Regions from separate parts of the Homo sapiens genome. Here region 1 is linked to region 2. Evidence: chromatin loops called from intact Hi-C (ENCODE). Cell type or tissue: natural killer cell. All regions are shown on one strand. Links, peaks and the distances in the headings refer to the core of each region. The heading gives the core; the rest is flanking DNA.

What was found. Peaks named below come from ENCODE experiments on the same cell type or tissue, not always from the same donor. Only the 100,000 strongest peaks of a DNase experiment are listed, where the experiment ranks them.
Region 1: it touches region 2 in a loop (15-fold over the local background); 10 of 110 quality-filtered maps call a loop at or near these places.

What each region holds. Positions count from the first base shown.
Region 1 is chr18:23,068,536-23,076,108 of GRCh38, forward strand. No RefSeq gene overlaps it. Among named protein-coding and RNA genes, the nearest start is that of CABLES1, 63 kb to the right of the region's middle. In natural killer cell, for the core only: no CTCF peak of the experiment used is centred there; DNase peaks (open chromatin) are centred at 1,146 and 2,976; H3K27ac peaks cover 1,560 bases.
Region 2 is chr18:23,228,108-23,235,680 of GRCh38, forward strand. It overlaps CABLES1 (Cdk5 and Abl enzyme substrate 1), which reads left to right. Exons shown (of 10, transcript NM_001100619.3): 5 at 6,501-6,597. Among named protein-coding and RNA genes, the nearest start is that of CABLES1, 96 kb to the left of the region's middle. RefSeq lists enhancers at 3,634-3,793, 3,914-3,963. In natural killer cell, for the core only: no CTCF peak of the experiment used is centred there; DNase peaks (open chromatin) are centred at 3,384, 3,804 and 4,484; H3K27ac peaks cover 1,934 bases.

The DNA of each region.
Region 1 (7,573 bases), core at 884-5,883, 160 kb before region 2:
TCCTGCAGGTAACATCACTATTTTAAAACTTAAAATTGGCCTTTTGAAATGTCTTTTCAGGACCAGTGGCTCCACCCAGACCCACCAAGGGGTCCTGTGGCCCCACCTAGAATAAGATTCCCTGGCCTGTCAAACTATCCTTGAAAAACCTTGGCCTCCAAATCTTCAGGGAGATTGATTTGAATAATAACTTCATCTCCCACGTGGTGTGGCCGGCCTCATGTCAATTAAACTCTGTCTTTATTGCAACGCCATGGTCTCCGTGAATTGGTTTTGTCTGCAGTGGGCAGGAAGAACCCATGGGGTGGTTGCGCCCTGACCCATGCCCTGCCTTCCTTTAACCATAGCGTTTATCATATCTAACATGCTTTTCCATGTGCTTGTCTTCCTTCACAACATAAATCAAAAAGTGACAGGCAAATCTCAATTGATTTTGAAGTTTATTTTGCCAAGGTTGAGGATACGCCCAGGAAAAAGAAATACAAGTCACAGGAGAATCTGTGTCCCATGCTTTTTCCAGAGGGTTTTGAGGACTTCAGTATCTAAAGGGGAAAGAGGAAGCAGGAGGGAAAGGAGGGGGTGGGGGGGAAGAGGGTAAAAAAGGAGAAGGGGGGGAAAAAGAGGTTGGGCAATGAGGCAAGTGGTCACATTCTTGTGAGGCTCTGCCTAGCTCTCAGTGAATCTACACTTTACATGTGAAGAGAGTTGGGGGTAAATGGCAATTATGCATTCCTCTCTTGCTCAGTAGCTCTACATTTTACATAAGGTAAAGGAAACGTGAAATTATAGCGAGTGGCCCGGCACGGTGGCTCACGCCTGTAATCCCAGCACCTTGGGAGGCCAAGGCGGGCAGATCACCTGAGGTCAGGAGTTCGAGACCAGCCTGTCCTACATGTTGAAACCCTGTCTCTACTAAAAATACAAAAGTTAGCCGGGTGTGGTGGCAGGCACCTGTAGTCCCAGCTACTCGACAGGCTAAGACAGGAGAATTGCTTGAACCCGGGAGGCAGAGGTTGCAGTGAGCTAGGATTGTGCCACTGTACTCCAGCCTGGGTGATGGAGCAAGACTCTGTCTCAGAAAAAAAAAAAAAAAAAAAAGCCAAGCTGTGCTCTGACCACCTTAAGCACGTGTCTTCAGAACTTCCTGAGGCTGCGTCATGGGCCCGCGTCTTCAACCTTGGATCCTCAACCCTGCAAAATAAACTTTCTAAATTAACTGAGACCTGTCTCAGATGTTCGGGGTTCACACGATGATAGCTTACTTTAGTTCTCACTCTATCTGACCTCTCCAGGGTAGTCGGCTCTCTGGGTCTCACCCTGCTTCCGGTAACTTGCCAGTCCACAGGGACACTTCATTCTCTGGTTTTTCTTTCCTCTTCTTAGACTGTCTTTTCTCTAACCCTTTCATTGACTCCTCCTCTACCTGCTCCTTAAATGACTGTATTTGCCAAGGTACAGTATTTTCTCCACTGTAAGCTCATCAGTTCCTATTTCTTGAACTATCATAAGCCAGTGGGTCGACTTCTCTCCCAGCCCCCAGCCCTGTGTTTTCTGTGGCCCACTGACTGGATGTTTTTGTATTGCTGTCACCTAGCACCTCAAACTTAACCTATCAAAGCCTCATTTTGTTATGCCCCTGGCCAAAGTTGTCCTCCTGAGTAGGGAGGAACTTGGCCTCTGTCCCCACTAAGGAGACAGAGTAGGGACAGGACTCAGCCCCCACCTCTAACACACTTTTTTCTATACCCTCCTATTACCAGATCTTATATCACCTCCTATCATTGGTGCCATCCCCACTGACTGCAAAACCTTGAAGGAACGAAGATAAACAGCATCCCACAGTCAATCTTACTCACGGGAGTTAACCCTATCGACCGCATGTGCACAAGACCAGACGAATGACCAACCTTTACCCCTTGCCTCATCATAATACTAAAATCCCCACCCGGGAAGGGACTTTGCTGCCATTTTGTGATCCTGCGGTGCGGGTACTAACCTGCTTGCTCACTGCACCTGTGCGCCCTGCGCTCCACTCTGCACATGTCACGACACTCACATAGCTCATGTAGATGCCTGTCAACCTTCCTAGAAACACCAGACATACCCTGGGGAGCCAGCCAGAGAACTCTCCCTCCAGTGCTGTATCCCTTGTGTTCAAATATAAACCTGGAATAAAGTCTTGTCTGGGGAACTTGCTTGGCCTTGTGTCAACTTCTGTTGCATGGGGGCCCAAGAACCTGCGGTCGGTGACACTCCTCCTGTGTTCTTGCCTCCGTTAAATGGTTCCCACAGCTCAGTCTCCCAAGGAGAATCATGCGTATGACCCTTGATGCCTCCCCTCCCTGAGTTTTCACATCCCACCAGTCACGAAATCCTGGTGATGCCACCTCAACCATTGCACTTCAGTTGTCCCTTCCACCACCTACCATAGAGGAGACCCTGGAGTCCACAGATGAATTAGGAAGACAGCCTCCTGACTGCTTTTCCTCCACAAATCTATCCCCACACCACAGCATTCTCAAAACATATGTACTGCCAAAGTGAGCTTCCTTTTTTTTTTTTTTTTTTTTGAGACAGAGTCTTGCTCTTTTGCCCAGGCTGGAGTGCAGTGGCACAATGTTGGCTCACTGCAACCTCTACCTCCCAGGTTCAAGCAGTTCTCCTGCCTCAGCCCCCAACAGCTGGGATTACAGGTGCCCCCCACCGCACCCGGCTAATTTTTGTATTTTTAGTAGAGACAGGGTTTCATCATGTTGGTCAGGCTGGTCTGGAACTCCTGACCTCAGGTGATCCACCGGCCTCGCCCACCCAAAATGCTGGGATTACAGGCATAAGCCACCTCTCCTGGCCCAGAGTGAGCTTCTTACATATCAATTCCACCTCCATCCAGTCTCTCTGGCTCCCTGCCTCTGGGCACATTGCAGGCTCTGAAGCTGCACACAAGACCCCTCCCAGTCAGCCCACATCCTCCCCAGGCACCGTTTGCTACACACACACGTGGTTTCTCACCACTTCCTGGATGTCTTGTAGTCTTTCATGACTCTGGGCCTTTACATATGTGGTTGTCTTTATTTTGCCCTTCCTCTCACCCCTTGAACTCTTCTCTAGGTGGGAAATCACATTGTCTAGTGGGATTTCGCCAGTCCTCTGGCAGACAGAGTCATTACCTCCCCTACCACCATTCCTGGCTTTCTGCATGCACCTGCAAAAATGAGCCTTAACCATTTTTAGACATTTCTCCCCAGTTATGTGTGAATTCCCCAAGAGCAGGGGCCATGCTTTATTTACCTGTGTATTCTTAATAATTGATACAGTGACTAGCAAAAGAAGTGCCTTGAACGTGAATGTCCAAGTCACCTGGGTTTTTTGGCCTAAAGCAGGCATCACTGCTGTAGAGGTTAAAGGAGCAAAAGAGACGGGACAGGAGCACAGAGGGAGGGGCAATGGTGTGTCTTCTTGGCTAGGAAGGAAAAGCAAACATATTGAATACCTACTTTATATACCAGCTGAGGATCAGCTATCTGTCCACTACTTTACATATGAAACATAACCTCATATGAAACCCATCCTGGCCTGACACTGATCATATTCGCGGAAGGGAGAGGGGGTGGTTGGATGGTGGTAGCAGCTGGAAGAGAGGAGACGACAGCGGCTGGGATGAAGGCAGCGTGTGGTGAAATTACCAGCACCCTGGTCGTGCTCTGCTGAAGCAACCGTCACCAAGCCAAAGCCCCGTCTCAGTCTGGGCAGGACACACGAATATGCCCTTCCTGGCCAAAATCTCCTGGAAAGTATGTCATAAGGGAAGCAGCATGGGCTTCAGAGCCATGGAGACTGGGGTTCAAATCCCCCCTCAGCCATTGCTAGCTATGTGACCTCAAGCAAGTTACTTAGCCTTTCTGATCTTCAGACTCCTCTCTTGAAAAGGAAAGAAAAATACTTATTTCACAGGATTCATTCCCGGAGAAGATATTTTTTCAGTCCTCATTTGTGCCACCTTCATCTAGTCAATGGGAATATAGTAGCTTCAAATATAATAGGTACTTTGGGGAGGCCAAGGCAGGCGGATCTCTTGAGGCCAGGAGTTTGAGACCAACTTGGGCAACATGGCAAGACTCTGTCTCTATGGAAATTTTTAAAAATTAAAAATTAGACAGGCATAATGGCACATGCCTGTAGTCCTAGCTACTCAGGAGGCCAAGGCAGGAGGATCATTTGAGTTCAGGAGTTCAATCCTGCAGTGAGCTATGATCAGACCACTGCACTCCATCCTGGGAAACAGGGCGAGATCCTGACTCAAAATATACTATACACAGACACAACACACGCACACACACACACACACATACACACACGTAAAGTAGGTACCTAATAAATATTAGTTTCCTTCCTTTCTGCTATTTATACTCTGGGCAAAACACAGAATCCTTAGAGAAGTCCTCTACACTTTTTTTTTCCTCCAATGTACATTATTTTATCCTCCAAGTAAGATTATCTAATAATAATACTAAGACCTAGCCAGATGCAGTGGTTCACGCCTGTAATTCCAGCACTTTCGGGGGCTGAGGTGGGAGGATGGCTTGAGCTCAGGTGTTTGAGACCAGCCTGGGCAACATGCTGAAACCTTGCCTCTACAAAAATAGAAAACTGAGCCGGGTGAGGTGGTGCACACCTGTAGACCCAGCTACTGAGGGAGACGGGTTGGGGGCTGAGGTGGGAGGATCACTTGAACCCAGGAAGCGGAGGTTGCAGTGAGCTGAGATCGTACCACTGCACTCCAGCCTGGGCAACAGAGCAAAATTCTGTCTCAGAAAAAAAAAAAAACCCTAAGACCTAACATTTCCCAGGTACTTACCATGTGCTAGGAACTATTCAGTACGTATATATTTGTATATTTAATAATTTAATGCTCACAACTCAGTGAGGCTGGGTTTCCCAAATAAGGAAATGAAGGTGCAGAGAAGTGAAGAAATATGTCAAGGTCACACAGCCAGTAGATGAGGGAGCTAGGATTTGAACCTGGGCACCCTGGCTTGAGTCCACACTCTGAACCAATAGAAACCAGTACATCAGAGATCACATAGTTCAGCCCCTGTGGATGATACATTTGCTGAGCTACCTCTCTTTCCCAACCTTTCTTTTTGTTTTCTTATCTCCTCTCATCTCTTCTTTTCTTCTCAGTTGAGGAAACTGAAAGCCACGTTGGACAATGTTAGGTGACATGCTCAGAATGACATAGCTACTTCTGGCATTTATTCTGACTCCTATCCCAGGCCTTTTCCATGGCAGCATGGACCAATATGAAGGCAAATGGCTAAAATTAATTTTTTTAAGTAAATATTTTATATTATCTTATCCTCCTAGTTGTAATAATCATTTGAAGGTATCAGATCTGATAACAAAATATTTACATTAGATACCATAGTGTTTCTTTTTGTTTAATTAATACCAATTTGAAATGTGTTCTTTGTTTTTGCTAGTGTTGTTTGAATTTCTGCCCCCATAAATATTTGTGCCGTTGTCTTAGTTTCAATTAGCATTTGGTGTTTTCCTTGGACTGGTTTTTGTGATGGGATGGGGGTGGAGTATTCACAGCCTGATATGCCTTCTGTGAAACTCTGCATCCCGAAACCACATAGCGCAGTGCAGGAGACGACATCGATGTACAGTCAAAACAAGACTGGGAGTGCCCTGTGAGCCAGGCAGTGCTGCGTCTCAGCTGCAGAGTGACCCTGAAGCTCAGGACACCCGGAGGCAGTCATCACACGGAGGAACACTGAAAAAACAAGCCCTCCCCTGAACCTTCCAGAACTTTGCTCTGAACTGACACAAGGTGACCACCATCCAGAACCTAATTCCAGGGAAGAACACTTTTATGAGAGTCAACAGGTGTCATTGAGAAATCTGGATATAAGTTCATAGAGGGTGGTGGAGGAGAGAAATAAGACATTGTAAACCAAAGGCCCTTGCAGATAGAAGGATTTCCAAGTGCTCCTATATGTCAATGAACTCCTTTGAGTTTTTATTTCCCCATCTGTAAAATGGGACTACTAATACTCATCCTGATGATCACCAGGGACCAAATGAGGAAGTTATGTAAATGAGATCAGTTTAAAAACTATAAAGTGCTCTGGGAATACGACTGCTATTCTGTAATACATGTATGTATGTACTGTATGTATGAAGTGGAGTTTCAGCAGCATGACATGGACAACAGTGATTTCCACTAAAACACATGAGAAAGAATATACAATTCATGATAAATTTCAAGTGACTGTTGCATTTATTTTTATTATTTTTGGTTTTTAAAGACAGGGTCTCTCTGTTGCCCAGGCTGGAGTGTGGTGGCTATTCACAGGTGGGTCATGGTTGTAGCACACTACAGCATCAAACTTCTAGGCTCAAGTGATGCCCCACCTCAGCCTCCATAGCTGGGACTACAGGCAAACTCTATCACACCGAGCTAGTTATTGCATTTTTTTTTTTTTTTTGAGACAGAGTCTCACTCTGTTGCCAGGCTGGAGTGCAGTGGCGCAATCTCAGCTCACTGCAACCTCTGCCTCCTGGGTTCAAGCGATTCTCGTGCCTCAGCCTCCCAAGTAGCTGGGATTACAGGCGTGCGCCACCACATCCAGCTAGTTTTTGTATTTTTAGTACAGATGGGGTTTCACCATGTTGCCCAGGCTGGTCTCAATCTCCTGATCTCGTGATCTGCCCGCCTTTGCCTCCCAAAGTGCTGGGATTATAGGCATGAGCTACCGCTCCTGGCCGCTACTGCATTTTTAAACCTGGGTCAAGCAAGACAGCTTTGCAAACATAACAAAATAACAACAATACAGTCCCGTAGTGTTAGATAGGGATTTTGCACGGGCACTGAGCCTTCCAGACAAACTCAAGGCTGGTGAGGCAGGTGATACCTACAGCCTGGAGGAGCCAACTCCTCTACGCATGCTACACACACAGGGGTGCCGTTTCTGGGCTGCAGCTCCAGGCTGGGGAGAGTTCCTCGCATGGATAAATGTTAGAGACAGTGTCTTACAAAAATGAAAAACGAAGTCAAGTTTTCTTCGCAGCTTCTATACATGTACCCAATGAAAATCAGAAAACCACAATTCTAATTCTTAGGCCGGGCGCGCTGGCTCATGCCTGTAATCTCAGCACTTTGGGAGGCCAAGGCAGGTGGATCACCTGAGGTCAGGAGTTCGAGACCAGCCTGACCAACATGGAGAAACCCCTGTCTCTACTAAAAATACAAAATGGGCCAGGCGCAGTGGCTCACGCCTGTAATCCCAGCACTTTGGGAGGCCAAGACAGGTGGATCACGAGGTCAGGAGATTGAGACCATCCTGGCTAACATGGTGAAACCCCATCTCTACAAAAACTACAAAAATTAGATGGGCGTGGTGGTGGGTGCCTGTAGTCCCAGCTACTCGGGAGGCTGAGGCAGGAGAATGGCGTGAACCCAGGAGGCAGAGCTTGCAGTGAGCCAAGATCACACCACTGCACTCCAGGCTGGGTGACAGGGTGAGACTCCGTCTCAAAAAAAAAAAAAAGAAAAACACAGTTCTAATTC
Region 2 (7,573 bases), core at 1,021-6,020:
TTTTAAGAGAGTAATATTAATTAGTTCATTGATCATGCTCCCTGAGGAAAGGGCCATAGCTTGAACTTCTTGTTATCTAATAGGGAATCTTGTTTTCCTGTCAGAATCTGTTTCATGCATTATGGCTCAGTGAGCAGCTGGCTGGGCCTCTGCCAGGGAGCCACAGAAGAGGAAACTAAAAATCATTTTGCCTTTTACAAAAGATGAAGTCCAGAGTCGGCCGTTTTATGATTAATAATGACCTAGGTATTCCCCTTTGGCCCCAAGATAGCTAGATTAGCCACCTGCTTTGATCAGGTGACTCCACAGCTGTGCATGTGTGCTTTGTGCTGAAGAAGCCAAAACTAAGACAGGGGTCCAGGGGTTTCTAACAGTGAAATTACAGGCATTCAAGGAGAGCTACATTAAATTAATTTTGGTGCCATCCTATGAAGGATGAGTTTACACTCCCAAAATGAACCAGCCTGTTTTTCTGCTCATTGCTTAACGGTATAACTGCTGCTTGGCTGTCTCCCCAAATGTGCTTTTACCTCCTGTTTTAATCCCCACCCCCATCTTCTGAGTCCCTCCCTTTTACCCCCTCCAGTCACTCCCACTCCCCCACCCCCGTGGGCCAGTTTTAAATGTCAGCCTTTGTTTAAAAAAAAAAAAAAAAAAAGTATATATCTTTGTGCTGGATTTTCAGTGTGCTTGTTGCCTACAGCCTCTGCAGAAGTTCACAAACTTGCACAGAATGTGAAAGCAGCTCCTCTAGGTACATGTGGCTAAGCTGCAGCGCTACCCAGGACTGTAGAGAGAAGGAATGACAACCTTGCATCGTCCACAGTTCCTTGCCAGTAGTTCAGTTAGGGTGTCTGTAGAAATGAGATCACTTCCTATAACCTGACTAACCGTGTTCACCTCTGAGTAAAAGCTGCAACATTTTAACCTAATATACACAACTTTAGACAATATTCATGTGTAGTATTTGAACTTGCCTCTATGCCATTTTTAAAAGGAAGTGGAATATAAGTAAATTAGTAGGGCCAGGCACGGTGGCTCACGGCTGCAACCCCAGCACTTTAGGAGGCTGAGGAGGGCGGATCAACTGAGTTCAGGGGTTCAAGACCACCTGGCCAACGTGGTGAAACCCCATCTCTACTAAAAATACAAAAATTACCCGGGTGTGGTGGCAGGCGCCTGTAATCCCAGCTACTCGGGAGGCTGAGGCAGGAGAATCGCTTGAACCTGGGAGGCAGAGGTTGCAGTGAGCCGAGATCGCACCACTGCACTCCAGCCTAGGCAACAAGAGTAAAACTCCATCTCAAAAATTATTAAAAAATAAATTAGTATTTGAACACTAGATGTGTCTGGGAAAAATCTGGCTCTTTCAAAGAAAGTGAAAACTTCAACTTCAGTTTGCTTTTAATTACTTTCAGCTGCAGTTCGACATTCTCTAGCTCTATTTCCTGGTGCTGGAGAGTTAGTGCTGGCATTTCAGCCAAACAGATATTTCTATTTTTAATATACCATTTTAATGAGAATTCAGAACAATGATCTTAGAAAATACCAAGATTTCATCACACTCCACTGGGACTTCTGCTTCATTCTTTCTCACTGGAGTTTTTAAAAGATTCTTTTGGAGCGAATCTCCACCATTCAGAGTTCCTTTCTGCATGCAACTCCAACGTTCTAGGCTTCCAAAAGAGAGGGACAGCAAAGACCATGGGTCTTGCCTGCTTTTCACTCACACATAAAGACTGAGCAGTTGCCTGAGCTGTTAAGCTATGTGGCACAATGTGAAACTGCTGTTTATGGGGGTCAAGTACGACCAAAGAACAGCAATTTCATGTTTCATGTTAATATCAGAAAGATTCCAGCAACATTGATCAGAGCCCTTACCTAAGAAGAATGAACCCGGAAAAGTTTGTCAGCCTCTTTGTGAAAGATGTATTTTTTAGATCCCAAGAGTCTTAACATATACAAATTAAAAAGCTATGAGAAGGGCCAGGCGCGGTGGCTCACACCTGTAATCCCAGCACTTTGGGAGGCCAGGCGGGCGGATCACAAGGTCAGGAGATCGAGACCATCCTGGCTAATATGGTGAAACCCTGTCTCTACTAAAAATACAAAAAATTAGCCGGGCATGGCGGCAGGCGCCTGTAGTCCCAGCTACTCGGGAGGCTGAGGCAGGAGAATGGCATGAACCCAGGAGGCGGAGCTTGCAGTGAGCTGAGATCGCACCACTGCACTCCAGCCTGGGTGACAGAGCAAGACTCCATCTCAAAACAAAAACAAAAAAAACCTATAAGAAACTGACATTGTTAGAAATGAGATCTGTTTTGTTTTCTGTGGACGGCTGACTATGCCCACGCCTGTACGTGTATGCTCTTAATTCCAGGCCAGCAAAATGGTAGCCCTGAAGTTAGTGATAACCTCTCCCTGAATCTGAGGGAGGAAAAGCGTGGAAAAGTTGCCCTCTGCCATCACGAAGCTGTCAGTGTTCTAGAGCTGAGATGATATTTATTACTGTATCAGCGAAGTTTTGAAGTGTGACTAGCTTTGGCGTACAAGAAATACCTCATTTCTTCTTTTTAAATCTACTTAATATGAACTGTAAACCCCCCTTCTACAAGGCTGAGGGGAAATTGAGACTCACTTTTCACTGGGCATTCCTCCCTCCCCATCTCCAGTATTGTGCAAAGAAGGGCCTGGAACCTACTGTAATGCCTAGGATTTGGGGAACACATGCTGGTTGTTGTTCCTTTGGTTGCCCTAGCACTGCCAAAACTGTCACACCCGCCCCGTGACCCCTCCAGGCAAAAAGATCTGCTGCTCTGTGCCAGATGTGAATTACGAATCTTTATCATGGCTGGGAGCCCTGTTCTTGGGGTGCTGATGGTGCAAGGCATGGGTCCCATTTGATCATGGACCCCATGGTCATTTCCCTTCCGACTTAGGAGAATCTTGCACTGCTGCTCCCTCTGCAGTGGCCTGTAATTTAAACATCCCCAGAGGCAATAGGCAGAAAATAGGCCACTCTTGGGAAGAAAACTGGGAGACCAAATCCATGTCACTGAGTATCTATGACTATATTATCTTGCCATAGGAACTTATAAAATAAGGGTAGCAAAAGTCCTGCCAAGGAAGCACTGGGTCTTAGTAGTCACTAGCCACATGTGGCAATTTACATTTAAATTAATTAAAATTAAATAAAAATTCAGTTTCTCAGTCAACTGTTCACATTTCAAGCACTTAGTTGCCACACGTAACCATCGTATGGAACACGGTAGATAAGGACCATCTCCGTCATCACAGGAAGTTCTGTTGCGTGGCACTGGTCTGTAACAAGCCTCACGTGTCTCCAGTAGCAGTTGAGGGTGGCCCCACTATTCTTGCTTATTTTCTTACTCGGCTTAGCCTTAGCAATTTAGAAAGTAGAATGACGTAAGTAGAAAGCCAGGGGGAAGTGGTGACTGCAGTGAGTCACGTTATTTCTCGAGGGACCAGTTCTGTGGGTAGGGTTGGTGGAGCCTTGCCCGTCTTTCTTGTGGTCCCAAGTGTCGCTGAGACGCTTGGACAATCCACTGGAATCCCTGTTTCTAAGAATCCCTGTTTCTTTAAATGGGTTTGGGTTTTATCTCATGGAATAGAATCTTGGACTTTATACGAGCACATGACTATATTTTTTTTTTGTTAGGGCTTCATTTCCTTTGGAGGAAATGCCAAGAAGGGGAGTGTGGAAGAGGCGCGACTGGTTTGGTTCTGTTAACTGTGATGTGTGATGTGCACATTTGGCGGCAGGCAGACAGCTGGCCAGGACAAGGCTGCCCCGGGGAAGCAGTGAGCCTGTGAGCAAATTGAAGACAGATGAAAAGGGGCACAGTGGAAAATCACCCAAGTTTCATGCCATCTGCATGTACCAGTACCGGCGAGACAGCAAAGAGCCACACTAGCTCAGCTCAGTAAATAGTTCGTTACATATCAGACGTTGTATAGACAGGATATGAAAATGGACTGAGACTGCCCCTGCCTGCAGCCAGCTCTCCATCTGAGAACCCTCTCAGTATGGGCTTATTGGAATTCTCCTTATTTCCCTTGGCCTACTCACTCCAAAAAGATATTCCCTACTTCTCTCTTAATTTCAGCCCTAAGTAACATTCTCCATCTGGCAAAATGGAAACAAGGAGAAAATTATTTGGGAGTTGGGAATTTGAAGACCATGCTTGCTGGCTTTGGCTTTGGAAAAGTAGGAAGCCCATGGAACTGAGCTGCTGGTCCTTGAATGAAAAGGAAGACACTGCTGTTTTTGTCCTGCTCTGCATGTGGTCAGTCCCCTCCCTCCCTGCCCACCGCAGGTATTTTTGCTTCATTGCCTTGTTCACGTTTTTGCTTTGTAGGCACTTCCCTATGCCAGTGCCCCTGTGCATTCATCATCTCCATCCTTAATTGCTTTAAGAAGCCTTTTGAGAATCGCCCTGGGGTGCCTGCATAGCAGCTGCAGCAGTAGGGCAGACGGTCTTGTGGGTGTGAACAGAGTTGGTTGTTGGCTTTCTTCTGCATGACTTTGGTGTCGATTCTGAACGGGACTCCAGAGATGTTTTGAGGGTGGCACTACCATGGCCTCCCAGGAAGCCTGCTGTGGAAATGCAGCACTTACTGGGCACAGAAGGTCTTGGGCATTTCTGTTAATTAGACTCCACATTATGGGTAGGATAAGGGAGCCGGCTCATTCATGTAATGCCCAGAGACTAGGATGATGGCTCAACAGAATCAGAGCATCCCTGTTTTTTTTTCTATATTGGAGGATAGCTTTTTTCCCTTCTCTTCTCACCACTCGCTTGGCTCCCTCCTCTCTTCTTACCTGATGACTTTGTCTTTGGCTGGGAGCAATTTGCCCCTGCCTTATATTCGTTCTTGCATAGGTTGTAGGAGATGACCCCTGAATATGGTCCCTCCATCCAGGCCACACAGCAAGTATGCTGTGGGTCTGAGGTGCCTTTGACTAACAGGCACTGGATGTCAGAACATGAAGACCTGGTCATTCCCAAACATGGCTGCAGTTTAGAATCGCCTGGGGAGTGTTTAAAACTCCTGGTGTCCAGGTCACAGCCCATGCCAACTGCCTGGGGGTGGGAGCCAGATAACAGTTTGTCAGAGATCCCCGTACAATTCTGATATGTGGCAAATTTTAAAAATTACCGTAGGGGAAGGGTGTGGTCCTTTGAGGTGTGAGCAGTTACACCTGAGCATAGGTCCATCTTGCATCTCCACGGCAATGTGATGTACTAGAAATGACATTGGATGAACTCTCCAACCTACCGTCCTGGTGACCTTGGCAATCTCCCAAGGGCCTCAGTTTCCTCCTCTGTAAATTGGATCAAAATAGTAGTACCTTTCTCATAGGGTCATCTTAAAGAACCAAAGAAATGATGTGTGAGTCTTTGGAAATAGTAAAGTGCTAAATAAATGCTTGTTTGGCCAGGCATGGTAGCTCACACCTGTAATCCCAGCACTTTAGGAGGCCAAGACGGGAGGATGGCTTGCGCCCAAGAGTTTGAGGCTACAGTGAGCCATGATCACACCACTGTACTCCATCCTGAGCAACAGAGCAAGGCTTCATCCCTGAATGAATGAATGAATGATTACTTGTTATTACTAGAGATTATTCCTCTATTAAAAGATATTCATTTTCTAGGTGGTCTGTCAAGGTAGAAGTGACTACTGTGGCATTAATTCTTTCATCACCAACAATAAACCCAGTAGGTGTTTAGGATAAGAATTCATTTCTCCTAAGAAAGGGGAGCAGCAAGGAGAGGTGGTCTCATGCAGCATTAGAAAGAACCCAGGCTGGCTGCTGTGGCTCACGCCTGTAATCCCAGCACTTTGGGAGGCTGAGATGGGTGGATCACCTGAGGTCAGGAGTTTGAGACCAGCCTGGCCAACATAGTGAAACCCCGTCTGTACTAAAAATACAAAAAATTAGCCGGCCGTGGTGGTGCGCGCCTGTAATCCCAGCTACTCAGGAGGCTGAGGCAGAAGAATCGCTTGAACCTGGGAGGCAGAAGTTGCAGTCAGCCGAGATCGTGCCATTGCATTGCAGCCTGGGCAACAAGAGTGAAACTCCGTCTCAGAACAAAACAAAAAAACAAAGAAAGAAAGAACCCAGCAGCTAGATCCCAGCAAACTGTGGTCCCACGATGCCCAGGGAATGCTCTCTGGCCTCATGTTCATTGGCCGTCTCTAGGAATATAAGGGGCCTCATGGAAGAGGGAGGGATGTCTGTAAACCATCAGCTTCATCTTCAGGCTTTCTGTTCAGTTGGATTTCATTTATGTCAAAGTGGTTGCAACAAGGCATCACTGGCAAGCGCCCGAAGAGGGACAACGGGCTGTCCCATCACCAGGGCTCACCTGGTCATTTTCATCGGTGTGACTGTGTTGTCTCATGGAGTAAGCATCCTCATGGCTCTTTGAGGTGCACACAAAAGCATTTTTTTTTCCTCTGACTTGTCCTCCCAGGGACTTGAAGTTGGACGGAGGAAGACAATCAACTGGTGCAGTGAGTTTGAAAGAGATCATTGGTCTGGAAGGTGTGGAGCTGGGTGCTGATGGGAAGGTAAGGCTGCCAGGCTGCCAGTCACCAAGTTGTGCTGAAGGCACAAGGGTCAGGAAGCAGAGGAGGGGGGCAGCCCACAAGCCTCTCTTGAGGTGGAGGACTCGAGGTCTGGGGCAGATTCCCAGGCATGTGATGCCAGCCTGCCCGGCTCCCCTAGTGTGCAGCCGGTGATTGAGTAGCAGCATGGCAGGAGTTCCCACAGCATGTGTATTTCTCTGTCAGTGCTGTTTACAACTGAATGTACAGTTTTGAGTACCTCACACACAGACATGTTCCAGGATGGAATGACGAATGGATTGAACATCTATTAACTAGTGGTGTCAGCAAGCAATATTCAGGCTACTAGAAAGTGTCATAGCTTCCCATGGTCCTGGGAAGCTAAGAGACCCTCAGTCTTACACTGTGACCACAGAGCCCCAGGGCGGTCACATTCCTCTTCCATCCACATGCAACGAGTCGTGGGGTTGAAGTCTCAGGAGTGAAAGGTTGAAAGATGACCCTGCCCTTTGTGCAGGGTCCAGACGGTCCTCATCAACCCTTTCAAAATCTGTGTATGGCAATGACGCAAGTGTTTCTTGGGGAATCTGTCCCGGGGTAGTTTGTTTGCCGATGAGGCTGCTGGGAGCTCAAGGTGTAGATAGAGCGCATGTGAGATGCTCGCCTGGGCAGGTGAAAATCAATGCACTTGCTCTGTTCACCCCTAACGAGGAAGTGTTCCCATAGGAGCCAGGAAGGATGGGATGGAGTGGAGGGTCATATGTGGCGTCTGCCAGAGGAGCAGGGTAGGAGGCCATGGCCCTCACCAGGGACTCTTGGGGCCTGAAGTGTTCTGGGCTTCTGCACTTGGATTATAAAAAGCAATGCAGCGTGTGCCTTGTGGATTACACAACACCACAGCAGGTCCTGAGATAGTACCTTATAGTCAAATACATTCACATTTCTTCCATGTAATAGGAATAGTCAGACCCAGTGGGAT